Regions from separate parts of the Mus musculus genome. Here region 1 is linked to region 2. The links are chromatin loops, found by intact Hi-C in ENCODE. Cell type or tissue: left cerebral cortex. All regions are shown on one strand. Each heading gives the region's core, and the rest is flanking DNA. Links, peaks and the distances in the headings are about the cores only. Region 1 overlaps Gm34568 (predicted gene, 34568). Region 2 holds the start of Gm49890 (predicted gene, 49890).

Evidence for each region. A loop is a pair of places that touch in the nucleus more often than their neighbours do. Peaks named below come from ENCODE experiments on the same cell type or tissue, not always from the same donor. Only the 100,000 strongest peaks of a DNase experiment are listed, where the experiment ranks them.
Region 1: it touches region 2 in a loop (2.2-fold over the local background); 1 of 42 quality-filtered maps calls a loop at or near these places.

The regions. Positions count from the first base shown.
Region 1 is chr4:88,995,000-89,010,151 of GRCm38, forward strand. The region is part of intron 1 of Gm34568 (predicted gene, 34568); the gene reads left to right. Among named protein-coding and RNA genes, the nearest start is that of Gm34568, 46 kb to the left of the region's middle. In left cerebral cortex, for the core only: no CTCF peak of the experiment used is centred there; DNase peaks (open chromatin) are centred at 6,066 and 6,715.
Region 2 is chr4:88,931,055-88,946,206 of GRCm38, forward strand. Gm49890 (predicted gene, 49890) reads right to left here and starts at 10,988. Exons shown (of 3, transcript NR_132735.1): 1 at 10,943-10,988. In left cerebral cortex, for the core only: no CTCF peak of the experiment used is centred there; DNase peaks (open chromatin) are centred at 7,098 and 7,576; H3K4me3 peaks cover 1,498 bases; H3K27ac peaks cover 1,108 bases.

The DNA of each region.
Region 1 (15,152 bases), core at 4,973-7,472, 63 kb after region 2:
GCAAATGGTGACCATTTTTTCTTTTTTTCCTTTAGTTGAAAAACAAAGACAGAAACCACCCATTGTCTTAGTTGGGGTTTCTGCTGCTCTGATAAAACACCATGACTAAAAACAACTTGGGAAGGAAAGGGTTTATTGCAGCTTATAGTTTGTAGTCTATCACCCAGGGAAGTCAAGGCAGGAACTCAATCAGAATATGGAGTCAGAAGCTGATGCAGAGAATGTAGATGAGTGCTACCTACTGCCTTGCTTCTTCTGGATAGCTCAGTTGGTTTTCTTATACAACACCAGAACCACTTACCAAAGGTTGGCGCCACCCCTAAGGGGCTGGTCCTTTCCACATCAATCATTGAGCAAGATAAAGCGCCACAGACTTGCAAGCATGCCAATCTGATAGAAACTTACTCTCAGTTAAGATTCCCTCTTCTGAGCTATGTCTAGGTTTGTGTCAGGTTGACAAAACCAACCAACATGGGCATATGTGAGACCCTCTCTTCCTGAACATTTAACTGTTCTGGGGTTTGGCAGAGCCTCATACAGTTAAAGTAGTGGGAAATAGATGGTTCCCTTATGCCAAACAAAGCACGTTATCCCAGAAACATAAAAAGCAACTTACTTAAGGTGATCACTTGCTTAGTCAAACGCCCCCAAACCACAACTTAGGCAATTTAATTTTTCATCATTGAGTTCTTATTCTCTCTCCTCCTCCTCTTCCCTCTGGGATAATTTTTAAAAAGAGGAAATGGATGCACTCTTTTGAGGAACTGTCTATGTAAATTTGTGTAGTATTTGGCTCTTTTTGAATAAAGCATGATGTGATTATGTCTTCTTTTTCTGGGTTGCTGGTCTACTTTTGGCATTTCCCTCCATCGCTGACAATCATCATGTTGATTTATTTCACCCAGATCCTGCCATGGGTCCAGACCTCCCAGGGTCTCTTGCTGAATATTGCTAAATATCCACACTCAAAATAGGGTGGGCTAGTTATACTATGCAGTATGTCTAGAACTTTAGTGAGCTAAAACAGCAATGAGTTTATTTTATCTTGCCATAGTTTGTAGGTGTCTCTTCTGCGACTTCTGACGCTACAGTCAAGGGGAAGTTCAGCTCCAGGTAGCCTGTTAGGTTTGATCCCCGAGTGCTCCTCCACAGGCTTCACTCCATCTGCTTTCTCATCTTCCAGGGTGTCTCTGTGCAGCTTTTCTCTGGGGGAGCCTGGAATTCTTCCTCGGTAATGCATGGCTCCAGGAGGAAGGAAGCCAAAGCTTTCAGGATCAACCTAGATTCAAGAAAAGGGAACATTTGCTCTGATTTTAGTTTGAATCTGTATTTAAAGAGTAACTACTGGGATAAGAAAAGGAAAGGAGGGAAATCAGGAACAAAGAGGAAAACACACAAAGAGTTTTAGATGGTCTACCTTCAGGAAATTGATCTGTACTGTTAGGTACTTAAGGTAACATACGTATCTCTTGTAAAGGCAATTATCTGAAATACCTTATTAACTCAAGTTGCAATAGACGGGAACATACTTCATTGACTGAAATCAAACCCATTGTAGTCACTGCCATTTTTTTCTCCTAAGAGACCTTCTGTCTCCACATTCTGATACACTGAATTCTGCCATGCCTTGCAGGAAGTTGGAGTAATCCAGTTCTCCTTGTCATATAGCACAAACACTTCCACACTGTAGAAAGCCAGGGAATTTGTGAGTTGAATCGGAAACGGAAGGTAGGTAAGGAGAACTGTACTAATATGTACAAAGGCTTAGAAGTAGAAAAGAATGAGATGTGAATTGATATGTGTCTTACTTAAGGTTTTACTTCTGTGAACAGACACCATGACCAAGCCAACTTTTATAAGGACAACATTTAGTTGGGGCTGGCTTACAAGCTCAGAGGTTCAGTCCATTATCATCAAGGTGAGAACATAGCAACATTCAGGCAGGCATGGTTCAGGAGGAGCTGAGAGTTCTATACCTTCATCTGAATACTGCTAGCAGAATACTGGCTTCTAGGCAGCTAGGATGAGGGTCTTAAAGCCCACACTCACAATGATATACCTACTCCAACAGGGCCACGCTTTCTAATAGTGCCATTCCCTAGGCTGAGCATATACAAACCATCCATTTTATATAGTAGTTTGAAGAAGAATGGCCCCATAGGTTCTTATCTTTGAATGTTTGGGTATCAGGGAGTGGTACTATTTGAAAGGATTAAGAGGTACAGCTTTGTTGGAAAAGGCATGATCTTGTTGGAGGAAATGTGTCCCCAGAGATGGGCTTTGTGGTTTAAAAAGCCCAAGCTGGTTGATAATGGACTAAACCTCTGCTCTGTAGGCAAGGCCCAGGTAAATGCTTTCTTTTATAGGAGTTGCCATGGTCATCATGTCTCTTCACAGCAACAGAACACAGACTAAGATAGTATGAATGTACATTGGGGGTTGAAAAGAAATTTTGCATCAGAAATCTAAGATTCCAGTCAAAATTGGATCCTTTGGCAACTCACTGAAGCTCATGATCTACTCTTCTTGTCTTAGTAGATTTTTATTGCTGTGAAAAGGCATCATGACCAAAGCAACCCTTATAGGGAATAACATTTAGTTGGGACTAGCTTATCAGATGTTCAGAGGTTCAGTCCACTATCATCATAGCAGGAAGCATGGCAGCATCCAGGCAGGCATGGCACTGGAGAAGGAGCTGAGAGTTCTACGTCTTCCTCTAAAGAAAGCCAGGAGGAGACTATCTCCCACATGACCAAGAGGAGGGTCTCAAAAGCCCAGCCCCACAGTGACACACTTCTTCCAACAAGGATACACCTCTTAATAGCACCACTACCTTGTCCAAGTATATTTAAACCACCATACTCATCAACTGGACAAATGAGGATTTGCTAACCTGGGGGACTTGGATGGAAAATGAAAGAAAAAAAAAAAGATATGCGTCTGTATTCACCAAATGTAAGCTCAATTGTTTTGCATGTGAAAAAATCATGGATAAAAGGCCATAGGAGATAAACTAGAGAAGTAGTTTAGGATGGGTTATAAGACAAATAGAACAGAAAAAAAAAAACAAAACAAAAAAACAAGCAGAGTAAAATTGGAAGATGTTCAAAGGCACAAAGTCTTCACGGATGACCCAGTTAAGAAACTGCTCAGACCGGAAACACATATCACATTGTGCCACAGTTTAAGGCACAACCTAGTTTAGTATGGAAGGAAGCATACATCATTTATGAAGTTTTTATTAGCCAGTTGTATATGCAATGTGTCTACAGTTGCATGTAAAGCAAAGATGCTCTAGGAAGACAAGAAATGATTCTATTAAAGTCCCATCGGTGCTTGCCATTCAGAACTGAAAATGATCATCAGACTTGTGTCAATTTAAAACTTATAGGAATAATACAGTTGACACGCATAAGACCTCATAAAGAACAAATGAGTCACAGAGAAAATAGTTTCCCATAGAGCAAGCAGTTAACTCATTGTTGCTGACTCAGATCGGTTCACTGTAGTTTTAAACAAACTTAATGAGGGCATGTGTTAGGAGAACAAAAGAGAAAGGGCCTTTTCCACTGCCACTAGTGAGAAGGGTGTGATGGGCGCCTCTGTACAGAACTCGAAGGAGAGATGACATGAGTTTTCACATTCACATGGATGGAATAAGAAGTTGCTGGAAGGTGTGTCTGAATCCCTGAGTGGAATTTTTCTTACTTCCTTGGTGAAACACAAAATGCTCAGTTCACTAATAGAGAATCACTTGCATTGAAACAATAGGCTCCAAGAGGCTGTGTACAGTCTGCAGGAGGACCAACACAGATCCAGGGCTGCAGACTCATGATGAGCATCTTGCCTGCAGCCAACTCAGGAGGATTAAAGATGGTGCAACCAGTAACAATTGTGGATTTGGGAAAGTAGAGATGGGTAGCTGCTTGATCCTGCCTCTGCTCTGTTTAACTTAAACTGATAGGGAGGCTGGTATCTCTGAACAAATTCAAGTATCAAGATGGCTCAAGTTGATGGCAAAAGTCTGCTGTGAGTTTTAATTAGAGGTCTTTTTCCTTTTGTCCTCCATGTTTTTAAACCTAGAACTGAAGAACTGAAATATGAACCTAAACAACCCTAAGGATCAGGATTCATGGGATATGTGATGTTTTGCTTTCTGGAGAAAAAAGATGCCTAGAAAAATATGAGTAAGGAGTACTGCATTTAAATTTCATGCAAACCTAATTTTGACTATTAATAGAGACCTCAAATGTGTTGTTTTGGATTCAAAGAACAGATAAAAGAACTTGCAAAATAATACTTTAAAAGCCCACTCAACTTTATTTACATAATTAAAGTCCCGGAATGGAAATATATCCAACTGTGCTCTTTATACAAGAGTTTATTTACTGTTTCCTCCTACATCATTTTTCAGTTATTAGCTAAAAATCAAAGAGGAGCTCTTGAGAAGAAAAAGAGATGTAATTATTTTGGAGACATGGCTTTTTTCACCTCTAAGCATACATTATAATAAAATTAAATTACATTGGTGGATAATAAGAAAAAAAATGTGATGCAATGGACAGTGGAAGAAAAGGGGGAAAGCTCCTACCTCCAGTGGCTTATCCTAAACTCCACTAAGTAGACTATTCTCAGTGGACTTTGGAATGGGGCTGCATGGACAAACAGCATTCTGGTCTCATAGAAACAGAACTGCCCAGTTTTCCATAGCAGCAGCATCTATTAGCAGGGATCAAGCTTAATACAGGAAATTATCCCAAACTCATAATGCCATTTTTATCAAATGCAATACTTCCACCATATTTGCATATCGCCTTACAGACAAGTTGTCTGCATGGAGTGATCACAACTTAAAGTCAATATGGCTCATTTATGGCTGGATCAGAGAACAACTTGGTGACTAAAATGTGCAAACAGAAATGTAGACAGGGATGTCTAAGCTACTGCTCCAATATCGGAGCATGCTCATTTCACTTAGAGAAAGGTTGAAGTCTTTCCTTAGACAGAAGAAACCCACTGGGCCCTAATCAATGGGAAGTATTTAAAAATCAATGGATCTGTGCACGCATGAGTGTGTGTGCATCTGGGCACACACACCCCATACCATTGATTCAGTACATTATTACAAGATTTCATTTTATAGCCATATTTGTAATTATCTATTTTCAACAAGCTGCTTGAAGGAAAGTCTCATTTGCCCTATGCATGTTTCACTACAATGTGTTATATACGTAAATAAGCAATAAATGTTTTTCATAACTAAACTGAATCAAATGACTTTCCAGTCGTTTTCAACTGACATGGTTCTCAAGCATTGTAGTCTCTAATTCCTTGCTGGGCATGAGACACTCAGTGATTTAGTCACCACATGACAATGCATGAATCGATGCCGATGAGGGCTAAATGTCACTTTTGCAATACTTACAAGGCTGCTGGTGTACAACAAGACTTTTGTCTCAAGTCAGATCTAACGAGGCAAGTTGTTTGTACATGCTAATGGAATAGATGCCCTCATTTGTTCTTGCAGCAATTGCAGCATGATTACTACTTATAAAGACCCCCCGGGGGATGTGCATTTTTTTTTGCAAGCTATAAGCTCTTCCTCACTTAAGCTTTTCTTTACTTTAAAGAATGAACATTTTTAAAGGCAACTATATTTGTTTTAAAGGACTAACAGCAATTGCAACCAAGCAATAATTTTGAACTTTTGATTATTGTCAGCAATTTGCTTTAGAGTGACTAAAGCCTAAAAATTGGTTCAAATATCTACTTCATAGACATTAAAAAAAAGTTGGCTGACTCAAATACGTTCTGAACTCTCTATTGAAGAGGCAACCTCTCAGCTAGGGGCCTACAAAATTCTCACTTAGCTTGCTCTCTGGAGCTGTGGAACACCACCACACTTCCTCAGTTCCCTGGTAGCAGATTAGTACCTCCTGCCCTGTCTATAGAAACCCAGCAGGACGTTTCTATAGATACCACCTTGCCTTCCTTTTATTGGGTTTTCAGTGGTTCTATCTTTAACCATACCTACACTTTCAAAGAGCTAGGCAGGCTGCTTGGCTTCAGTGCAAATGCAAACGCTGAGATGGCTCAGCCTACTTTTATTCTAAAAAGGAACGCACAAATAGGAAGAGTGATGCTGCAAAGAGAGAACACTACAGAATTGCTGTAGTAGAGATCAAGTACCACGCCAGATGCACAAGTAGAAGATGAGTTTAATTGGTTATCTACTACAAGAGTTCTAACCTAAATGATCAGAACCAAGAATTTCACTGAGTTTCTAGAAGTATCTTGGGTAGATGATCTTATTTCAACTCATTAAAACAGCCCCATTTACCTAATTCAACTGAATTGTTGGACCATCACCTTTTTCAGGAGAACATGAAAGTCAAGAATTAGTTGCTCTCTGCTTCCAAATGCTGTTTACTTCAGAAAGCTCCAGCCAACTACATTTCCTGTCTTGGTCTCTTTTTTCACACGTTTCTCTTTCCGGCTTTATTTTTTTCACTTGACCTTTCCTCTCAATATCTTTTCAATTTTCAAAGAGGCATGTGTTGGGGCACAGTTGGATTTGGGCAATAGGCTTAGGGCAGGAAGGTGTGGTTAGGGTGGAGGGGGTAAGAAGCCATTCTGGCTGCTTTATTTTCTCATCTCAAGTCCTGGTAAAAGGCAGGCTTTGTATGTGTGGGTGTTTTTCTATGATGTGCAAGTACGCACAACTCTATTTTCTCAAGTGAGTAACTATGAGTGTACATATCTTGGAATAATCCACAAATTTATGTAAGCTACAAAGGAAACTGCACACTCACAGGAAATTTTACTTGATTCACAGCTTTACAGACAATGCAACCAGTTAGTGTCTACCGAACTAGTTACATAGAGAAGAGCATGCTTTCTTTTTATTTTATTCTTAATGGAAATAAGTAACTCATTTGCTTGGAAAGAAATCACTTTGTTGAATAAATGCCTTCATAAGCCCAGGACAAATTTAATTCAGTATTGTTTGGGTTATAGCAACAGAATGCAACATTGTTAATTTTCCAACAAAAAGGGGGTAACTTAGTGATTCACAATAAATTTCCAAGACAATATGTGCAGAAATCCTTGTGGAAAAATGCTTTTAAGTATTGCTTATGATTTGAGTGAGAGGGCAGGGATAGAGATTTAGAATTTCTCAAAGAATGTTGGAGCAGAGTGAGCCCTTAGGAACCCTGGGTACAGTCCCTCATTTTATAAATAGATACTATCTACCTCTTAAATGAGGAAGAGGAGGAGCCTAATGTTTCTGCACTTTCCGTTAAATCTATATAGCCCATTAAAAAGTAAAACATGTACTCATCTGCATTATATTTAAATCATGAATATATTATATAGAAATCTAAACCAGGCATACATATCTGTCTTTTGAAGCACCTATCATTTCTTGTACACACACACACACACACACACGGGGGGGAGGGGGATGCGTATTCAATCTTGGGAGCCATTCACATTACTGTTTTTTGTTTTAAATTTTTTCTTAGTTTTTTTTTTAAGAGTTCCATGCCATATGTTTTAATCATATTCACTGCCCCCCCCCCCAAACTCTTCTCCAATTCATCAGTCTCTTCCCAACTCAACAAACTTTGTAATTTTTTTCAATCTTTCATGGACAATTTCTGTTTTTGAGACAGGGTCTCTGAGGTCTAGAGCTTACCAAGTGGGCTGACCAAGGGGGCCGGCAAGTCCCAGGGCTGGGCTTATCTTTGCTTTCCCGGTACTGGGATCATGAATACGTGGCAGGACACCAGCTGTTTTCCATGAGTTCTGGGAATCAAATTCAGGCCCTTGTTCCTATAAGGCAAACACTTTACAAACAGAACCTAGGCCCACTTATTACTTCCTGGTGGGGAAATGTTCAAACTCTTTTCTGTGAGACAAAGAGTAAGAGAATATGTTATTACCTATTGTCACTGTCCTGTGCAACACACCACTAGAACTTTTTTTCTACCTAACTGTAAGTTAATACCTGATAATTAGCCTCTTTCCGTTCTTTCTCCCTCCCTACACTTACCAGCCTCTGGTAATTATCATTTCACTCTTCATTTCTAAGAGATGGATTTTTTTTTCTCCTCTGCTGTTAGTGAGGTCACGCAGGTGCGGGACTTTCTGTGCCTGCTCATTTCACTTAACATAATGACCTCTGGTTTCATCAGTGCTGCTACAAACCACAGGGTTTCATTCTTTCATGAAAATATGAATCATATTCATGAACGTGTGGCGTGTACCAGGTTTTCCTCATTGGCGCATCAACCAATGGGCGCTTATGCTGTTTCCATTCCTGAGCTACTCTGAATAGTACCATAGCCATGGCAGTGTGGCTATCTCTTCAACTTGTAGATTTCCTTTCCTTTTCTATAAACTCAGTGTCATGGTTTGTATATTCTTGGACCAGGGAGTGGCACCATTTGGAGGTGTGGCCTTGTTGGAATAGATGTGACCTGGTTGGAGTAGGTGTGTCATTGTAGGTGTGGGCTTAAGACCTTCACCCTAGTTGCCTGGAAGAAAGTCTTCCACTAGCAGCCTTTGGATGAAGACATAGAACTCTCAGCTCTGCTTGAACCATGCCTGCCTGGATACTGCCATGCTCTGGCCTTGGTGATAATGGACTGAACCTCTGAACCTGTAAGCCAGCCCCAATTAAATGTTGTTTTTTAAAAGACTTGCCTTGGTCATGGTGTCTGTTCACAGCAGTAAAACCCTAAGACACTCAGTGAAGGGGTTGCTGCAGTATACTCTCAGCATGGGTAGGAACCCATATTTCCTTCAGCAGCTGTGTGTTTACATTCTCACCTAGAAAACACTTCACCTTTTAAGGAGTGGGGAGGGCACTAAAGTTGGAAGTTCGAAACGAACAACTGTGGGCCACTGGCCTACTCTCCTATCACTTCACTTTAGTGGGACACAAACCCAGCAGCCCAGACAGCGTTCTCAGCTTCCTATGTTTCAGTGCAAATGAATCTCTAAACAACAAGGAGATTGCAGAAAGAAATCTGAACTCAGTTTTTGTCCTGTCCCCCACCTCCACCAATACTCACCTCCAGCCTTGAGTAAGCTCCTTAAGCATCTTTCTTGCCTAGTTACTAAGACTGCAGAAGAGTTACCTGGGAAAAGAGCTGTGCATGAAGAGATGAAAACTGGGATTGTTTCCTTGAACCCAGCCCTGTGACCTCAACCAGATGTCCACTGCATGGCTGTCTAGATTGGGGGAGGGATGCTCATCTGAGCTTCCAGGTTAAATTCCTCATCCAGGAGATCGGCTCAGTTGCACCGCTGATCTGCCTTACTGTGTGCTGTGAGAAACAATTTGTGTTCTTAGCCTCACTAGTCTGCTGGCCTGGGATGTGACCATTTTGCAGTTTTGGTGTAAGGCTTAGTCAGGAACAGTGTAAGCCGAATAAACCCTTTCCTCTCCAACTTGTTTCTTGGTCATGATGTTTGTGCAGGAATAGAAACCCTGACTAAGACAAATTGGTACCAGCAGAGTGGGGTATTCCTGTGACAAGCTGACCATGTTTTGGGGAGGACTGTGGAAGGACTTTGGAACTTTGGGCTTGAAGATCCATCTGTTGTTAAGAGCTCTGTGGGATGTTGTGTAGGGGCTTGGAAGATAATGTTGAGAACAGTGCAGAAGATGGAGGCCTGGCTTGTGAAATTTCAGAGGGAAAAATTAAAGACTCTTTTCAGGGCCATTCCTGTTTTGATTGTGAAGATTCTGTAGTTCTGGTTAGCTGGGGCTGAAGAATCAGCTGTGATTAACAAGATACCAGAACTACTAAAGCAAAAACTTTGCATTACTGGGACTACTGATGCTGGTTAGCTGGAGCTAAGAAATTAGCAGTGATTAAGAAGAGACCAGCATCATTGAGGTGACATCTTCTGGGAAGTGTTTTCTGAGAGCACAGTGGCTGTGTTCCAGATATAGCCAAAGTTGTACCTTGTGCTGTGGCTGGACTTGGTAATGTGTAAGGGTCACCCAGGTGGTACTGGTTTTGAAGGCATGAAGGAGTTGAGCAGAGCAGCTGAGGCTTGGCACTGTGAGAGGCCATGGAAGGCCATTGGTGAAAGTCCAGCCTCAGTTGCAATTGATGGCCCAGGACTGAAGGGGTCATGCAGTGTTTTGGAGATGCCAGCACCATGAGATGACCACCAAGAGCAGCAGCAGCAGTGGAGTACAGGCATCTGGAGCCTAGAGGATGACTCGTGTGCTACAAAGGGCATGGCTGGAGAAGTGACCCAAGCCCTTGGAGGAGCCCAGAAGATCGTAAGTTGGATCCCAGACATTGGACGGTTGGAGATTGACTTTTGCTTTTGGTTGTGGCTGTGCCCTGATATTTTCCCTCTTGAAGGAAGAAACTGTTTTAGTGGAGCCCACAGTTAAGAGACTTTTAATTGTAAAAAGACTTTGGATTTTAAAAGAGATGGATATTTTAAAGAGATTGAAATTTTAAGAATATGTAAAGACTGTGGGACTTTTAAAGTTATTTAGATCTTGGGGATGAATAAGATTGTAAGGGTTGAGGCTTACTAGTGATGTTTTTGTGTGTCAAGTTGACAAGGGGTCAATTGTACTGGCTAGTTTTGTGTCAACTTGACACAGCTGGAGCTATCATAGAGAAAGAAGCTTCAGTTGAGGAAATGCCTCCATGAGATCCAACTGTAAGGCATTTTCTCAATTAGTGATCAAGGGGGAAAGGCCCCTTGTGGGTGGGACCATCTCTGGGCTGGTAGTCTTGGGTTCTATAAGAGAGCAGGCTGAGCAAGCCAGGTGAGGCAAGCCAGTAAAGAACATCCCTCCATGGCCTCTGCATCAGCTCCTGCTTCCTGACCTGCTTGAGTTCCAGTCCTGGCTTCCTTGGTGATGAACAGCAGAATGGAAGTGTAAGCCGAATAAACCCTTTCCTCCCCAACTTGTTTCTTGGTCATGATGTTTGTGCAGGAATAGAAACCCTGACTAAGACAGGAACCAAGGTTCAAAATCCTTACCCTCTACAATCAGGTAGGATATCCGAACTTCAAATTTTCATGCATAAAATGCAGATTATATTATCTACTCTATATTAGATTCTAAATTTATTGTTAAAAAAACCAACATATCAAAAATATTCTCTTACCATTATATAAAATAAGATGGCAGGTCCCTTTATATGATAAGCAATTCTTATTTATACTCAGAACCGTTAAATGCTTGATGTTTGGCCAAAATTAGTTGATAAAAAATGACTAGTAAATTTAAATTTGAAATGTATATGTCAACACTTACATCCATGATTTTATCTCTTACCCCATCTAGGCTATGAGATGGAGGAAATTGATACACCCAGTTTCCTACCAAGATTTTGGGAAGCACCTTGGTGCTCCTGCTCCAGGCTGTAGAGCAAGTCTGATGATTCCGCTTGGAATCATCTTCTGGATGTCACCAGAGTTCACATCTGCTGCTCTTGCAAGCACGCTCCCAAATGTCGCCTTCACATTCAGACTTCTGAAACACATCTAAGCAAAACTTTAAATCCCATTCCTGCCTGCAGCCTACTCTCCTATAGCCTATTTTATTTTTCTCTTTATCAATTAATATATATTAATTTCCCAAGCAATCTGGGTTTTGCTGGGACAAAATACAGATCTCACCTTGAAAGAAATGAGAGATAGTTTATTCTTGAGCCAAATATGAGTGACCATGTTCCAGGAACATAGATTCAGATTTTTTGAAATAACTTGTTTCAATATTGAAATAGTTTTATGAAATTATTTGGTTACAGAGCAAAAAAAAAAAAACTCATACATAAACTAAGGTGTTCAAATACACTGGTGGAATCATGGGTAGGTAGGTTAGGGCAAAGTGGAGAAACTGAAAGCCACACCTGTGCTGTGGGTTTCAGAGGCTGTCTGGGGATGTTCTCAACCTCAGAACTGGTAGAAGCTAACTGTCTAGTAAAGAAACAAATTCCAGATGATTTTATGTGATAGTCACTGACATGTTAGGCCAAATAGTCAAGTAAAGATGTGCGTAACAAATAATTACTAAGGAAAGGAAAGACAGATCTAGATCATTTGTTTCTGCGTCTGCAACTTTCTGACTCTTCATAGTTGAATTCTAGCCTGTCACTCAGACTTAAGGGCTTTAGCACAGGTGTGGTTTTTCCTTGGAGCTTCAATTCATATTTTATATTTTATGACACCTTTTCCTAATTCCCTTCCCAACATTGAAAGGTATAATATAAACACTGTGAAGTCATGGAAAATCTTAAACATTTTGTTTATACATACATCTTAGAAGATTGCCTGATGAATTGAATAAAGAAATGGCTGTATGAGGTCTAATTCCAGACATTTTAACAGCAGGATAGCATCAAGTGAGATCACGGGTTCTTCTCCTGTCGGTTCTATTCTCCTTAGGGGGCATTGAACCCCATGCCTGTGTTACCTTCAGTCCTACCAGTTCACATGTATGTTCTCTGCAATGAATAGGGCATTTTTAAATGTAATCTTTTTTGTACCTAGATGAGTCTTTGCTGTCATGGTTGGTGGTGTTGATTGTCATTTAGATGCTACCATTAGCAGCAATGGGTACCATTTGAATTTTGAGAAACTCATACATTCCCTGAATTAAAGATCTGCTTTTCAAATTGAGTCATGGAAAAGAATCAAAATAAACCTCTCTCCATTTCTGTACTGCATCATTAGGGTCTCAATTCTGCTAATATATATATATATATATTCTTCAAGATGAGAATGAGTGAGTGTGGGGAATTATCTAGACTATGTTAGTTGGGAGGTAAATATCTATTCATTGTCAGCAGGGCCATCCCCTAAACGGAGGTCTTGGACTGTTTAAAGATGCAAGCTGACCACTGCACTACTGTACATGCATTCTTGCTCTCTCCTTCTGAGTATGGATCACATGTGGATCACACCACAGATCACAGTATGGGTCAAACTGGATCATGCTATGGATCATGTTGTGAATCACATAAAGATCACATATGGATCATACTATGGATTGTGTATGGATATAATATGACCGGCTGCCTCAAGGCTCCTGATGCCTAGACTTCCATGCCATGATACACTGTAACTTGAAACTGAGCTAAGAAAAAAAAAAAAAAAACTTTACACCTTAAAAGGAACAAGGCAAAAGAAAAGGAGGGAGAAGAGAAAGGTGAAAATGAAATTATTTCAATTCAAAACATTAATGCCAGCGGGTGGGATTTAAGGTTTAAAGGCTAACTCAAGAAAGAATTAGATTCTCTAGAATATCTTTTACTCTTTTTGTTTTTGCCTCAAGGTGATTTAAAATTTGTTACTTATATATTTATTTGTTATTTATACTTGAGATTTTTCTGTGCTATATAGCAATGATTTTTTTTCATGTCCTTAAAATTCTGAATGTATTCATGTACGCCTCCTTGTAAATGTGGACAGAGAAGTATTTTGGGAGATGCTTGACCTCATCTTAGCAATCACAGGCTCTATGTGCTTTTGGGGTCTTCCTGCAGCTCTCTGGAAGCACTGGAAGAGAAGGAGCTTGCCAAGTCTCTCAACACCTACGATACCTGGCACACTGCAGGCACTGAACACTGTTAGTGAGTGGGCGGGTATCTAGGATGGAGGACTCATGAGAATTTGTATCTTCAGTAATTCCCTTGATGGAATCGATGAGAGGTTCTCCCACCCAACCACAACTGAGAAACCAAATTTATATTGTCAGATGACTCACCACTGTGCAGTACTGACGTCATCACCATTGTAGAATTCACTAACTGACAATTTTAAAGCTCGTGGACTTTCCAAGTACCCTCATGGCTAAATACAACCTACTTTAAAAACATTAGCTTGATAGCTATTATAAAGCAGATGACATTACTCATGTCAAAAAATAAAACACCTCCATCTCATAGAAGTCTGTCCCCCTGTACCTCTTCATGCCCCTAACTTCCTCTTTCCTCACTGAAGGACTATGATATTTTCTGGTATTCTAGTCCATGCTTTTCTTTACTCATCTAAGTATAATCCCCCAAATAAAATAATTTGGCTGTATTTATGAGTAAGTAAAATCATACAGTCTACATTATCTTGTGCCAGCTTCTTTCACTCAGCCTGTGTTTGGCTGATTTGTCCATGTCCTTGTGAATGCCTGCAGTTTGATTTCCTTGTACAAAGTGGTTCATGTGGGTGACTTTGATCTATAAATCCAAGTGAAGTCTGCAAGGCTGTGCTATGACAAAGTATATCCAGCAAATTGGTTGCATACTTGCTTATGTTTAAGAGTTTAGAGTTCAGCCTAATGGTGATGAGTTTGGGAATCTGGTCCTGACCATTGACTCCTCCACTTACTGTGCGTTCTCTGGTTTCCAGTTGATTCCCCTGCAGCCTTGGTTTACTTATGGAGTGGGGAGTTTATTAATACTTCTCAATATCATGTAGCAACTCTTAAGAGATACACATGGGAGTCATTTGGTTACTACCAGGCTCCTGGTTCATATAGCACATGCTTCTATGGGCTTCTAATAGCTTTTTATTTGTGATTTTTTTATGTGTAATTAATTCAGATTCCTCCCCCTTGATTCAGAGAGCACAACGCAAAAGTGGGGGAAACAATGCTATCAATGAGAAGTGTGAGTGATACTGAATTTTCTATCATCAAACAGTCTGTTTGGTCCTTTTGTGCATTTTTAGATAGAATGGAAACCCTTGAAAGTGAGCTGGCTTTAAGTGTTTTTATTTTTATTTTAATAAGCAGTGGTTTATTACATAAATCAAATTGGTTTTTTTTTAGTTGTTTCCTCTAAACGAAGAAACTTCCTACTGGCAGAATTATTCTTAACTAAAAGTTCTTGTTAATTTATTTTCAAAAGCAATATATATATATTCCCAACGGGATGAATCTGAAGTAAAATTTAAGACAATGTAGGAAAATGTCATTATCATATCAAAACTAATAATTATAATAAAATAAAAATTACAATGAGAATTTTTAACATTTACTAGTTGGTTATCTTTGTACAATAACACATGGCACCAAATTAAATTTGTGTACTTTTCAATAATCCTTGTTTATCTATCTATTTTAACTCTATAAATTAAAAAGTCAAAGCAAAAGGATCAGTATG
Region 2 (15,152 bases), core at 5,589-8,088:
CACAGATCTATCCTCTTGTCTAATTTCTTTCTCACAAGTAATTCCAAAAGACTCCTCCTCTGCTACAGAACTGTGCATATACACAATTTTTGCATATATAAACTCATTTGATATTTATTCTCTGTGTGAAAGCCATCAGTTTAGTTTAATCTCACTTAAGAAATGAGGAAGGCAGAGTAGAGTTTTAAGTTTTGTCTAAGTTTACACATACAGAAGCTAAGTGCTGAGCGGGGACTAGAACCCTTCGGCTTGGCGTCTGATGTCTGTGCACAGTCCCTAAACTCTGATTGGAAGCTATGAGGGGCAGTGTGGAGTGCTATTATACATGGTGAGGCCGTTCCGGCCACAGCACCCTTTAAGTGGCCTGCTGCTCAGACTGAGCAGTCAGTCCTGGTAGCTAGTGGGCAGTCTGTGCTGCTTTCTCTGCGCATTCCCATAGATGACCATGCATAATCTAGTGTTATTTTCTAGAATGCTACGCGCTCGCATTCTGGGAATTCCATTTCTGATAATGATACTGTTTGTTCTGGTGTTTAATTTCAGTGCTACAAGTTTTTGTGTACCCCCTAATTTCCACAGGCAAAGACAATGTCTTCCCATTTGCAAATTACTTTATATTCTTTTGTGTAGGGTTTGGTTGTCCTTGGGATGTTTTTTCCCTATAACCAAGCTCTCAAGCTCTCAGAAATTTTGCTTTCCTGGAATATATTCACTATGATCCAATGAATACCAAAAGGTACTCAATGAAAAACCCTAAAGCTCTAATATTTTTGCTGTCTAAATGTCATTTGTACAATATGAAATTTATATACTACATTTATATTTTTAATTTAAAATCTCCATTTTTTCACTTTTTTTGTTTTGACCTTTGAACTTAATTTGATCTCTCTCTACAAATGAATATTTTTAATATTCATCCATATTAAAGCTCTCCTCCATAATGTTATTATTGCTTTATTTAACCTTCAAACTCTGTCCACTCTTTGGTCAGATGTTTCTGCTTTTTACCACATCTCCCACACTGGTTTTCAGACAACAACATGTTAGCTTTGAAGGGGGTCTTTATGTTTGTACAAGACCTTTACCTATCATAAAATACAAACTAACTTGTCAAGAAGACATAGTTGAGAACTTAAATTCAAGTCGTGCTGAGCCTGGAAAGTCAGGGTATGTTGTATGTTAACACACATACGCCATGACACACATGTGACAAAGGACAGCTTGCAGGAGTCAGTTGGTTCTTTCCACCATATGAGTTCTGGGACAGAACTGAGAACATCAGCTGTGACAGGCACCTTTATACACTGAGCCAGCCTGCTACTATACTATTACCCACACAGACATTAGAACTTTCAAAGTATCAAAAAAATAAAAATAAAGTTATCCTTTTATTCAAGGTTCAGGAGAAAATTGTTCTGTGTGTTTTTCATGGAATGACCACCAGAGACAATTTAGAATCCATCTAAACTTGATTCCCTAACCCACCACTTTACATGTGGGTCCTAAGCTATTACTTTACTTATAGTAATAGTCTGTCTATCTCCTATACCTTTATGGATGTGGACTTGAGGCTTGAACCAATTCTAAAATTTAAGAAAGAACACACACACTACAATATAATGACTCTCAAACCAACTTAAAAAAATAACAAATAATCTGCTTAAATATCATTATATACAGCAAATTAAAAGCAGAGGTGAGATAGGAAACACACAGACTGCACCGTTTAGGAGATTTCTGAAATCTTTAATCTTTCCAGGCCAGTTTTCCAGTCTGTAAAATAAAAACGATCACGGCAGCTAAATCACGAGAACTGTGGAGAAGGTCTCCCATAGTACACACAAAGCATGGGGCACAGAAAACCATCAGAAGATGAAGACAACTCTACAGTCAGTACTGCTCTGCCAACAAGACAGGTGAGACACATATTTTATTTGATTTTGACAAAAAGCTCTGGGTGATATTGATTCTCTGGTCCAAGAAGGCAGTTCTGTATCCGTGTTAATGAGATGGGTTCTGAACTACAAGTGAATAACAATGACAAGCTGTTTTTATATTTTAATATGTCCAGCACACATTATTTTTAGCTTCACTAATTAGTGCTAAAGCTTGTCAATCCGCCAGTTATTTCTAAATACACAGTTTTCTTACCGCTTCTAATTTAGTAAATTTCAGGGGAAAAAAAAACCTACGAACACTTGTAATTGGTAAAATGAATTCTTCAAAACAAAGACTGGCTTTAAATGAATTTGTTCCTTAACTGAGACTTACTTTTCCATTTTTATTTATTGTTTTGATCAATTGTTAAGTAAAACAAAATTCTGGACATCAGCTTTGAAAAATTATCAAATACATTTATCAATAAAGGAAAGTAGAGCTTTCAAATTCATCCTCTTTGTCATTACTTCAAATACATGGGCATTTCACCAGGACTTGAAAACCCCCAAACAGGAAAAATCATATTAAAGATTTAGTGCTTCAAAAATTAATCTGACTGGTCTTTACTTTACATTTTCCTCATTTTATCTTCATTTATTTCTCTTTTTCATCAAAATATTCTCAGCTACTGGTGGTTGAAAGTGATAAATCACAAAAAGCAAGCATCTCTGAGCTAATTTGACTCAATATTTAATAAGATCAAGAGGACTTAAGTGAAATTTTCCTTTTATATAAAACTAAAAATTTGTCTCCAGGAGTTAAAGTGTTATAAAACTGTGACTGCTCAATTACTAAAAGCAAATAGAAGCTAGCCATCACACATCAATCTAGGTATATCTACTTATCTGTTACTTTGAAATAAAATCCAACCTTTTTCTTTGCTTGCACATAAAACCTCATCTTAATCCTATCTCTGAAGCCCCCGAGGGCTTTAGTCTGCCACTGGAGATGACTGGGTACCGAGAGGTGTTTCAGAGTTACTGAAGTCAGGATGAAATCTGACTTCACTTTAAAAAAAAATATTTTTTAAGTTTAATTAGATTCCACACTCTATCCATTTGAGAGAGAGAGAGAGAGAGAGAGAGAGAGAGAGAGAGAGAGAGAGAGAGAGAGAGAGAGAGAGAGAAGGAAGCCGGTCAGTTAGTTTTGAGTTATGGCACAGAACAGGACAGGACAGGACTCACCAGGCAACAGAATGACCGGCAGAAACATGAAAGTTCTGGTCTAAAGCTACTCCTCATTTAAAAGGCTCCACTCACCTGTAGAGCCGAAGGAGTCAGACTCCCATCTGTCCAGACACTCACACTTTTAATCTGGTTTTGCTTTATTTCGGTGATGGGGATTGAACCCAGGGCTTTGTAGGTACAGAGCAAAGTCACTGTTGTTATTTAAGACTCACAAAAGAATTTGATCACTGGCGTTGTGATGATCACTAAACAGCCAGGCTTAAGTCAGGAAACAGTTAACAATCTCCACAGGTGACTCAATAGCAACTCTGTGAAGAGGACTATATCTATAGCACACTATAATTTAGCAATCTCAGACTGTGTTAGGTAGTAGCTCTCATGAGTTGGATTCTGGGCTATCAGTCCCTTGCCTGTATTAAAACACTAGATTCTAAACAATTTTTAACAGAGACGTATAGAAATATTGGTCTCGACTAGACATTGCATGCTATACTTAAATCAGAGAGAGAGAAAAAAATCACTCAGCCCACAAGTTGTGGAGCACGACTTTCAGGGCTGAATTCTCTTAAGTTATGCAACACACATTCAGCTTATTAACATGGTCAAAGTCTACCTGAAATTGTCAGAGATAACTAAAGGAAGGTTTCAATTGTCAGGTTAGAATGGCTTTTAGACACAGTAGGTTTCTCCCACCACCGCCATCCCGGTTCGAGATCAGAATTACTTCCAAAGGGCATCAACTTAAAACACAATGAAGACAGTCCATCAAAGAATAACCTCAGCAGAAAACTTAAACCAATTTAATAGCTAAAATTCACTACTTTATACCTTTCCCATCTTCCAAATTATATAAGCATAAGTAAATCTCTCTCTCTCTCCCTCTCTCTCTCTCACACATACACACACACACACACACACACACACACACACACATGAGCACGCACGAACAACTACAATGCAAACTGTAAAAAAACTCAACATAAGTGAAAAGCCTAAATATATTCTGAGCCACAGACTCCTACCCACTACCCACCCTAGAGGACTTATAATTAAATCATACTATGTCTTGATTTCGTCCCAATTACTTTGAAAGCAGCTTCAATAAGGCTACAGCCTATACACAAATGGCACTAATTTCCCCATCTGGGTATAAGTCTTTTAACTCCAGTTGTTATGCCCCTGGCAAGGAAGTAAAACTGAGTTAGACCACGGACTGGATCTGCTGTGGAGCACAAGCTTCCGCTTTGCAAATGGCAGAGCTGACTCTTGTCTGTCCTGTCTTCTCTCAGACTCAGTAAAGGGGAGTGGGGTGAAGACTCTCAGACTTGTGGATCTGTGTCACGAAGACTCAGGCTTATACAGCAGAAAGAGGATCAACACGCATTGCTTGTTTTCTGAACGCTCCCCACCCCCGCTTCCCCCGCCTCAAGTTTCTTGCATCAGAATGATGTGTCAGAGACATCACAAAGCAAGAAATGGAAGTGGACCAAAGAAGATCATAGTATGAGCATTGGCAGTCATGTACATTGCATTTTCCCTGCTAAAAGTGTAGTTTTAAATTACTAGGACAATTATTGTTTTGCTCAGAAGATTGGTGCTATTTGGGATATTAAAATAATGGTGTCTCAAAAGAGTATTTCTCTGAAAATAGAAATCACCTAGCGAATTCTCTGTAATCTGCAAGTTGGCTTCAAGTGCTCAGTAGCTAGGATCGGCTAGAAAATACGAAACAGAACATACTTGATAAAGCCAGAATCAGGGTTTCAAGGTTATTGGAAGAGGACTTTCCCCCCTCTGCTGTCATGCATGCAATAACTGTATATTGCTTAAAATGTTAATCCCAGGAAAAGCAGAAGGTCCTAGAGAATGAATCTACAAGTAAATCTTGACCCTACACTCTACCTTTTAACCTCCTTACTCCTGAAGTCAACACAGATTTCCCCCACACCCATGTGCAATGGAAAGCTTCCTCCATCATCTCCAACCTCCTCCCAAGTTTGTTTGTTTTTTTTTTTGTTGTTGTTGTTTTGTTTTTTTAAGCCTGGAGTGAAAGACAGCCGGAGACTCTACAAATGAAGCAAGCACATTAGGGTACTTACATGTACAGATTAAATAACTGATCTACTTTCTATACAATTTACTGTCATTGTTTAAAAGCCCCCAGTGAAAATGTAGCTCAAAATGCAAAGATCAAATTTCACCATTTCTTTTACTTAAGCTGCATCTATTCTAGATTCAACAAAAGTTTTTTTTTCCCTACATTGCAGAACTATGTAATAACAAAATTTATCACTCATTAAAACTTTTGAGACATTTGGGGGTTACTTTTTAAGCAACTAGTTATTAAATATATCAAGAAGATGTTTTAAAGCATTATTACTAGCCCTTTCTTGTTTATGATTAGAGAATTATCTATCCTAAAATGCCTTCAAATTCCATATTGTCTTTTAATACTATATTTTATCCCTTAAATGTTAGTAATCAGAGGTTACATTTTCGCCTTTTTACGTTTAAAGTTAAGAGCCCCCACAATGTTCAAATGATAAAAATACTTAGACACAAGTAATGCAATTGTGGCAATTACGAAGAATTTAATGTTTTCTAATCTCAAGGCGTCAATATTCCCAGCAAAACACATTTAACAAAAACCTATCACTGAAGAAAATTATTGTTAAAACAAATCAATTAATGTTCTATAAGTACCCTAAATAGTTAACAACGGTATTTAATATAGCTTCAGTTCTGGGGCAAATCAAGAAAAATGATTTCAAAATGAGGGGAAAATGATACACATTTCTTGTTCTCCATTTTTTTCCACTTCCATTTTTATAAAGATATTCAAATAGTAGATGTCTCATAGCTTTCGTCCTATAATAACCTATTTAAAACAAGCCGAGTCCACACTGTCCGTCAAGGATTTAGTCACTACTATGTACTCTTCAGAATTTATAAAACTTCAAGAGCCTTCTAGGCTCTTCTAGCTTTCAGGCTTCTTGCTCTCTCTCACATCAACCATGAAGGCAATACCTACGTATAAAATAAAGACCTAATATGATGTAAAAGAAAAGTTTCCAGAAGGCCCACCCCACCTCCAAAAAAAAGTCTATTAAACACGAATCAAAAATGCCTATTTGGGGACCCAACCTAGTTTTCAAGAGGCCCTGTACAAGTTACAAAGGAGAAAGGAAGCGAACTATATTACTTCCTTGGTGGGGGACAACCGCACAATATTATTTTAAGCCTTTTTTTTTTTGATGATAAAAATCAAAATAAAATACCTACGGAACTGCCTCTGGAGATACTGAACAATAACCAGAATGACAGTGGGAAACAACTTAAAAAGTTAGCTCCCCTCCAACCAAACACGAGAAACTCAATAAACCTAAAGTCGAGCGTCACTTTTAAATCACTTAAAACAAAAATCAAGTCAACCAAAACTTTCTCAAAACAAATGATAAAACTGAGCATTGTCGAAACTCCCGTTCACCAAGTATTTTAATCCACAGGTAATAAACTCCCGCAAAATAAATAAATAAATAAAAATAAAAAATTCGTGCCTACTTCCCCCTCTAATTCCACTTCAAAGGTGCCAGGATTTCAATGAGGAAGCTGAAAGACGGGATTCGGATTCCAGAAGCAGTCCCCAGGCAGGAGGGCCACAGCTCCAACCCTTGGTGCAGGTTGTGAGCCCCATTGCCTGTCCCTGTCCTTTAGCTCTTTAGGAGGCCACCTAAGCTTGTTTCGCTGCTCCCTACGCGGCCACTGCCTGGCTGAGGAAACCCTGCAGCAGCCGAGGAGCCGGCCCTTCCAAGGGAGGGTCACGGAGAGAAGGGGCAGGAGCTGACGAACATCCTTCATCCTTTTTCCACCATACGAGTACGAACTGAAAACAAGCGAATCCTCGGCTGTGGGGGTTCTCACCGCACGCCTCGTTTCTGTGCACTCCACCGGAGAAGCCCCCGGGAAGTTTCCAAAGCACCCAGAGTTTGAAATGGTGCGTGGGCAACGCGGGGACTCCCCAGCGGAGAGCGCTCCAGCACGCACGCCGCGCTCTGCTTCCCTGCGCGCTCGAGGATCGCGCGCGGCCCGAGCGTGTGGCCGAGCGCGGGTGGCTGTGCGGGACCGCGCCTCCGCTCCCCACGCGCGCCGCCGAGCCGCCTCGTCCCTCGGCTCCCACCAACCCCAGGGTGGCTCGCCGCGCGCCCGGGCCCGCTTACCTGCGGCCTCCACGCACCCCGCGCGCGCCTCTGCGTCCCGCGTTGTGCGCAGGTCGAAAGAAAGCGCCGCGGGCTGTGCCACCTCCGCGCGCCCACACCTGCCGCGCGGCCCGACGCCCCGCCCCGGCCCCGCCCCGACGGGACCGGCCGCGCCTCCGCCCGGCCAGCACCAGCTGCAGCCGGCGCAGCTCCCGAGCGCCGCGGCTAGGCAAGGTTCGCGACAGTCACCGCTGGGGCGGCAGCCACCGCGTGGCAACCTGCGCGAGCCCCGGCATTCTTGACCAGCAGGCCAGCGGCGATGCTGGCAGGGGTCTTCAGAAACCCTGGCGACTGGTGCAGCCCAGGGATCCAATGGCGTTCAAGCCGGAGGGGAGCTCTCCCATCCCTGGCATCCTGGTCTTGGCTGCCTTGAGGCCTTCCTGGACGTTTTTTTTCTGTACCCACCTGCTCCGGATCTTGTTCTTGAGCAGCCTGAGTGCTGCTCTCTGAATCTCTTTACTGGCGTTGCCTTTGTATGAATGCTCCCGTGCACTGCCCTGTCTCCAAGCACGTCATTTTTATTGTCCGATGAGATTCATGTTTAATACTAGAGCGTACAAGCAGAGACATGCGCTTTCCCAATCCTTTCCATGTAAGTTTCAATTACCTAAAAGGTAGAGGTTAGGTTGCCCATCTTGGAAATTCTCAAGCAAATACAGAATTATACACAGCAACATATTTTTTTTTCTGTAGTCTGCAAGCACAGCATGAGGCCTTTTACACTGATTTAAGAGGGTGGAAATTGTCTTTGTACAAGTAAATGCAATTACATTTTAGCAAAAGTCCCATTACCCACCAAGAAAAATTCTACAAGTGGGGTGAGGAAAGGAGACGAATAAAATTCATGGTGATGTTTAATTAATGATGAGATAACATCTCAGTGTAAAAAAAAAATCACATATTCAAACCAGGTGAAAATTACTCACCAGATGTTCCTTAATGAGGTGGTACTCATTTGCTTAGCCGACTACAGAAAAGACAAGCCAAATAGGGTTGATTTATTACACAAATTACACTAACATGCATATATATGAGCTTAAGACTTATGTGAGAAACTCGGGTTTAATTTTTCCTTATGAAGCAGGTGCATAAAATGTTTTTTTTTAATGCTCTCTCCTACACCCAAGTTATGTGTGTTAAGGTCGTGATGATTAATGGTTAACAGTGTTGAATGCACAATGGTAGGAACCATTACACTTCACCTGAAAATGGCTCTGACTCATGAACTCCATTTTGAAGAACTGAAAACTCTCAAGGTTGATCCACTACCTTGATCAAAAAATAAGAATCGGCAGTCAAACATGTCACTATTAAAGTAATTGTGAAGTTTTTTTGAAGTTAGCTTTAAAGTTTATAGTCTGAGTGCAGAGGGGGGAGAATCAAATACCCCCAAATCATGAAAAGCAAGCCTTAAAATGAGAATCTAGAAAGAGCTAAGTGTTTGTCTATCCATAGAAAACCCAAAAGCATGCTTTGAAGTGCAAAAATATTACTCTAATTTTATTTATTGAATCAGGATGTTGTCAAATGTAAGTGGCCATTTAAACATAATTCTTTTGGTGAAATGGGAAGGGGGGGTGGTAATATAAACCCGGCCAGGAAAGACTCAAACTCCAACAGAAAACCTAATAGATGAGCAACTACAGGCACTTCATTTATGGGACTTTTTTTCTTTAAGGTTTAAGCAGAAGTCTAAATTACTATTACAGATGAAACTGCTTAATGCTTATCTAAAATTATATAGCATGATACTTTGAATAGCAAATAATCAAAAAAAGATAATACATTTCAAATTATAAACATCAATGTAAAGAAAAACAAACATTTGTCTTTCAGGCTTTGATCCAGGCAGACAAGTTATTTGTCCCCCAAACAAATACATAATTTTGAACACCCAAGTGCTACACAAAGCATAGAAAAGAGGCCCCCTTCTCACCCATTAAAGTTCCGATGGGCTTGTGAACGGAACATAGCAAACAGTTTCAGTGTTGGCTGCTCACCCAACCCATTGGAAAGGTTGCCAGTTTCTTAGACTTTAAATATGATTTTTAAGAAATATTTCTTTTTAATGGGAAAAAAACCTAACAGGCAACATAACAGCTCTCTTCCCATAGTGTTCCCATCTGTTAAAACTAGACGGTGGCGGATGAATATCTGAGAGTATTCTCAAGTGTCGTACAGTTAAAGATAAGATGAAAGTAAATGGAAAAAAATATGTGATTAATAAAACAGTAAAGCTTTCAAAAACAAATGTGGTTCCTCATTTGTCCTTAGGAAACATAAAGTTTTCAGATGTTTAAAAGAATCTTCTTCTAGCTTTAATTTTTTTTGAAAGCTCCAATCCCATGCCTTTTATTTTTGATAGTATTAGGTGTAGAAGGAGGGGTGGGAGGAATGCATTTTGGGTTATGTGTGCAGTGAGACACGAATAACCCTAATGGAGACAGTGCGCACTCTTCACATGGGATAGCATGGGTAAATAGCAGCAAGCCAAGGCTGTCATCTGACACCATGTCCTTTATTCCATGCTGAGGTTTAGAATGTCACTTCATACAATAGTGTTGTTTTCTCTAAATATTCTATCTCACCTAATTTCCATACAGAAGAACAGTTAAGGAAATACATGAATTATTGAAATAAACTGAGTGAGGTAGAAAAAGAATCATATTTAAGTTTGTTTCTTAGATGGATTTTTATAGAAATGTGTTCAAAAGGTATTTGGTTCTATTCCATTTTACATAAAACGAGCCGTCTGGACAGCTCGGGTAAGGGAGCTTGCCTAGGGATCCAACTTTAATTCCTAGACCCACATGATGGAAGGAATGACCCACTCCTACCAGTTATCCTTTGACCTCCACCTGTATGCCACGGCTTGTACCTGTGCATGTACACACACACACACACACACACACACACACCCTTCGCAGGCTAAGTAGATAAATAAATATAATATTTTTAAAAATTGAAATGACATCTTTGGATCGCCTTTAGTTACATAAAATTTATCAAATGCTGTATCAGTTTCCAGAATCTTTCAGCCTTGCTCATCCAGCTCCCATTTTAGGAGCTGTCAGGAGACTTCTCTTTATTGAAAATGTAGTGAGTAACACCAGCTGCTCACACACAGTGGCTAACATGCACACGGCTCTGAATTTCTCTCACAAACAAATCTTTCTGATCCCGGGCCTTGCTCATCTTTGAATCATCGGTGTTTTGAATCCACAAAGGGTAACAATGAGAAGGAAGTAGTTCTCAACTGCAAACACACGAGGAAGCTTAGAATAGGTCTACACAGACTTGATATCAATTACTAACTGGGCTGTGACAGTGTAAGTTTTGGTACGATCTCACTCTGAGTTCATCTCTTGAAAGCAATATCATGATAGCTTCAGCCTGGCTCCGGGCTTCGGATGCAAATCATCATCACTCATTACTTATAATTTGCTTCACAACTTACAGAGACATCAGATGTTAAGTACCACAAAAGCAGAGAAACATTGAAACCCAGCTGTAATAAACGTAAGATCATTCCAAAGAAAAAAAGTCAGTTATTCTTCTTACCCAAACCCTGGTGATGGCTTCCCCGTCTGTTAGCTTTAGGTTACGTGAGTGATGACTGAGTGAGGTAAGGATATAGATGGGAGAGCATGGGAGGGGCTGCTGGGAAGGGCTTTGTGCAGTAGATGTGTAGGATTGGATCCACAGTTAGAGACTTCCCACTCACTAAGAGTGCACCACAGACTAGCAGCACTGGCCTCCCTGGGAGCTTGCAGGAGACAACTGCTGAGCCAGGACTGGCTTTTCAAGATGCCCGTTCTTCAAAGTACACACCAGTGTCTGGCAAGCGCTGCCCACTGAGACCAAGAACTGAGAGAAATGGTTGCCTGTCCTGTGGCTTTGGCTGCCTGGTATCTCTAGCTGGAAAACCAGAGAAATAATCTGTTACAAAATCCTGGGATTATTTTTTTTTTTAAATGAGGGTCTCAAATGAGGTAAAAGATTTCTCTCAGTAAGGATTTTAGATGAGTCTTTTAAAATTCTATCAGGATCACAAGCTAGTTCAACACATTCGCCTGGAGGGTGGACATGGCCTTTGGTGTTTGTTCTGGGCAGTTTTCTGTTTCGCTTCAGGTTCTTCAGGCTTAGATGAAGAATCCTGAGTCGAGTCTCTGCAGTTTTTAGAGACTGAGAAGTCCAATGGTGTAGAGTGTGACTCTGCCTGCTTACTTTCCTTAAAAGGCACATGTGTTTATCGGCTTCTCCAATGCTCTGTGACCAGCTGTTTAGGAGCCTTGTGTCTCCTGCCTTTGTTTTCCACCCTCCATCAAATCATCCCCAGACCACCACTTGCTAAACTTATATCCAATCAATACCCTGTCTGATAATTAGTAATAAAAAAAACCCTCCAATCTCACCTAGACAAAGTATTTTTCATCAAGAAATGTTTTCCTTAAGAACTAGAAATGCAAAATGGTCCATCTAAACTCACGGAAATGTTGCGATGCCCATCTCTTAGTGTATGTGTGAGAAAATAGTAAGCCCAGATGTCCTCATAAAACAAAACACAGCAAACAAAACAAAACAAGAAAACAAGAAACAAGGAACCTGTGGATTTCTTTCAATAAGGTTGGGACGCCCTAAATTAGACTCACCCATTTCTTATTCTAAAGAAATTGGCTAGTCCCTTAAGAACGCGGTCATGCTCAACATGAAAAGTGCAGATGTGATCCTTTGTGCTTTGAAAAGGACAGTGATGGCCAGCTGCTTCTATTTTGAAAAGAAAGTTCTAGAAATCATGTTTGGAGGAATCATGGGTTTTGTGTTTGTAAACTAAATTAGGAATGTGGCAATGAGTCTCAGGCACCTTCTACTGGCATTATCGAGTACAGTGGGAAGTACAGTCAAGGCCTCATAATGGAGCAGAGGTCTTCTGTAGACGCAGCATGGATAAATTTCCAAGATCCTTATTCTGTCTTTTGGTTTTTCAACCAGAAAAACAAAAACAAACAAAAAACAGTGAAAATACTAAAATGCCAACCTTCTGTAATCACTGCAGAGAGAGAGAGAGACAGAGAGACAGAGAGAGACACAGAGAGACAGAGAGACAGAGAGACAAAGAGGCAGAGAGGAGAGAAAGACTCTTAAATTGTGGTGCTGGGCAAATGGAGTGTGCTGTGCTGTGTGGAGCACATCAAAGCCTTCGGCCTTCAAATGTCTTTGGGCTGTTGGTTTTAAGGCTAAAAAACCAGCAACATTTGGAACCACATCAAGGATTCCATCGCATCCCCACTCCCCATCCAGTGAATGACTAGTTAAAAGGCCACGCCAATATGCATGTTGGATACAAGAAAAAACAAGTTCATAGCCTAGGAAGCCTGGCACATTCTTGAAATCCTTGTCCAGTCATGGGATGAGAGAAAGAATCTAAGCAGATGTCCAATTAAGACACAAATTTATGTGTGCACCCTTTTCTACCCCTTGCCCCCCCACCCCCTGTATGAGTTCGTGTGTGTGTGTGTGTGTGTGTGTGTGTGTGTGTGTGTATTAAAGAAAAAGTGCAGATTATCTTTCCTTATGGCCACTATCCTCCCCCCCCCCCCCCACACACACACACTGCAATGACCCACCCAAAAGGAAAGCTGGCTGTCTTTAGGGATGCTATCATGAAATCTGGAGACAGGAGGCTGTCTTGTTGCTTGCATGTGTTAACAGGGATGGGAGTTGGGGATGGGTCTCCCAGCACTCAGGAGGCTGATGCAGGTGGATCCCTGTGTATTCAAGGTCAACCTCTTCATAGTTTCAGGTCAGCCAGGGCTATATAATGAGACCCTGTCTTTAAGAAAGAAAAAAGGGAGTCTTTTTCTTGATGCTGCCTGTTTAATCAATCTCTCTTACTTGACACACATCAATATGTGTCCAGTGCTAGACTTTTCCACAAGTCACCCTCAACTGATTCTGAATCTCTGCTCGGTTGCTCTGTCTCCTGCTGTCTCACATTCGGAAAGCAGAATAAAACAACTCCTCCAGCTGCTTAGCCCGGCCTTGCTTCCCTTCCACTGACACGCACCCTGCCTTACTTTGCTTTGCCTGATTAGTCTGTCCCATTTTCAAAGAGCTCTTCAGTAAGATCAGCAGTAAATACCTTGTCCAGCACTTTAATTTTCAAACTTGGTATTCTATTTTATGTGTTTCGTGAAGATAAAGAGAAATAGACAGAGGTTCAAGATATCCTGTGTGTTTCTAAGGTATTAAAAACCTTATGAGTCCCCAGAGCTTTTCACGTTCTAACAAGCATTATAGTTCATGGCTTTCTCCTTCGGACCCTTTCCCACATGTTCCACTGTTTAATAGTGGATTGCTTACAAAACCCAGCCATAATGAAAACAAGAGCAATTTACATATTAGAATTTTTTTTAATGAAAGTTTTTTTTTCACCAACTTATAATGAGTGACTGTGAAGTGCTCAGCTATTAATGGATCATCTATATCAACCTCCTCCTTGCATCATCCCGGGAACAGTGTGAAGAGAGGACTGGAATCAAAGCCAGAGGATGGGGAGGGCTGCTGAGAGATAGTGTCTCCTAGAGATCATGATGTTGTTGCGCTTATAAACTCACAGCAGCTGTGCCTGCCTGAACAAGGGCAGCACAAGATCAAGTCAGTCTGCACAAGATCAAGCCAGTTGAGCCACCTGCAGTGACAGGTAAAAGGATCATAAAGCCCTATCACTACTCATTGGTATCAAAATCCCCATGGCAGTGAAGAGTTCAAAGCTAAAGTAGCCTGGGCAGTTACCAAGGATGAGACAGTAAGTGGCAAAGTGGATATTGGAATCATGGTTATGCAACTCTCATAGAACTGAGTGAAGGAATTACTGACAAGGAAATCTTTGCTAACATTTCCTTAATATTAAAAAAAAATACCCACTTCTAACATATCAATGTTATTTAAATAAATCACCCTGAGATAAAACTGAGGTGCAATACACATATTTATGATTTATTGTGCAATTATTACAAGTTACCATGTATGTACCCAAGGGAAGTTTTAAAGTTGAAATGGTCCCTGACACATATAAAAGTCAAAGCTTCCTTAGAAGGCTAATTCATTTTATGTTGCACATATAATAGCCGAACAAACCAATTGTCTCATGTAAATTGGAAGCAAGTTAAGCCTTTTCCATACAAACAATATAACACAAAAATATTGCATGTGAGAGAAAAAAAGAGACAGAAACATACTTGCGCGTGCACACACACACACACACAGAGAGAGAGAGAGAGAGAGAGAGAGAGAGAGAGAGAGAGAGAGAGAAAATGTCCCCTTTGTCGGTTCTAATTTTGTCTTACTAAGCATTAAGCATTAAGTCTATCAAGACATATAAATGGATATTGTTAGATATTTATGGGCCATCTTGGAGCAGACTTAGCCTCATGTCATAGAAACAATGTTTTTACATCATTTTCCTGCAATAAATCACATTGGATTATTTTCTTAGATGGGAGAATACATATGCACTACAGAAAGAAAATAGGAAGGCTATGCTTTTCCAAGGGCTGGAAAAAAGATAAGATAATGTGAGCTAAGCAAGCATAGAGTTAGCACTTCATATAAAAAGACAGATCTAAGAAACTAACTGATGATCTTGTTTTGGGATGGTTGTTATTAAAATAACCATATAAAAGCAGTTAGACATACTCTGATTTGTCAGACTCCACGAAACTTGAGAAAGACTAAAGACAAGAAAACTATTTGTAAATAAATATAAGGA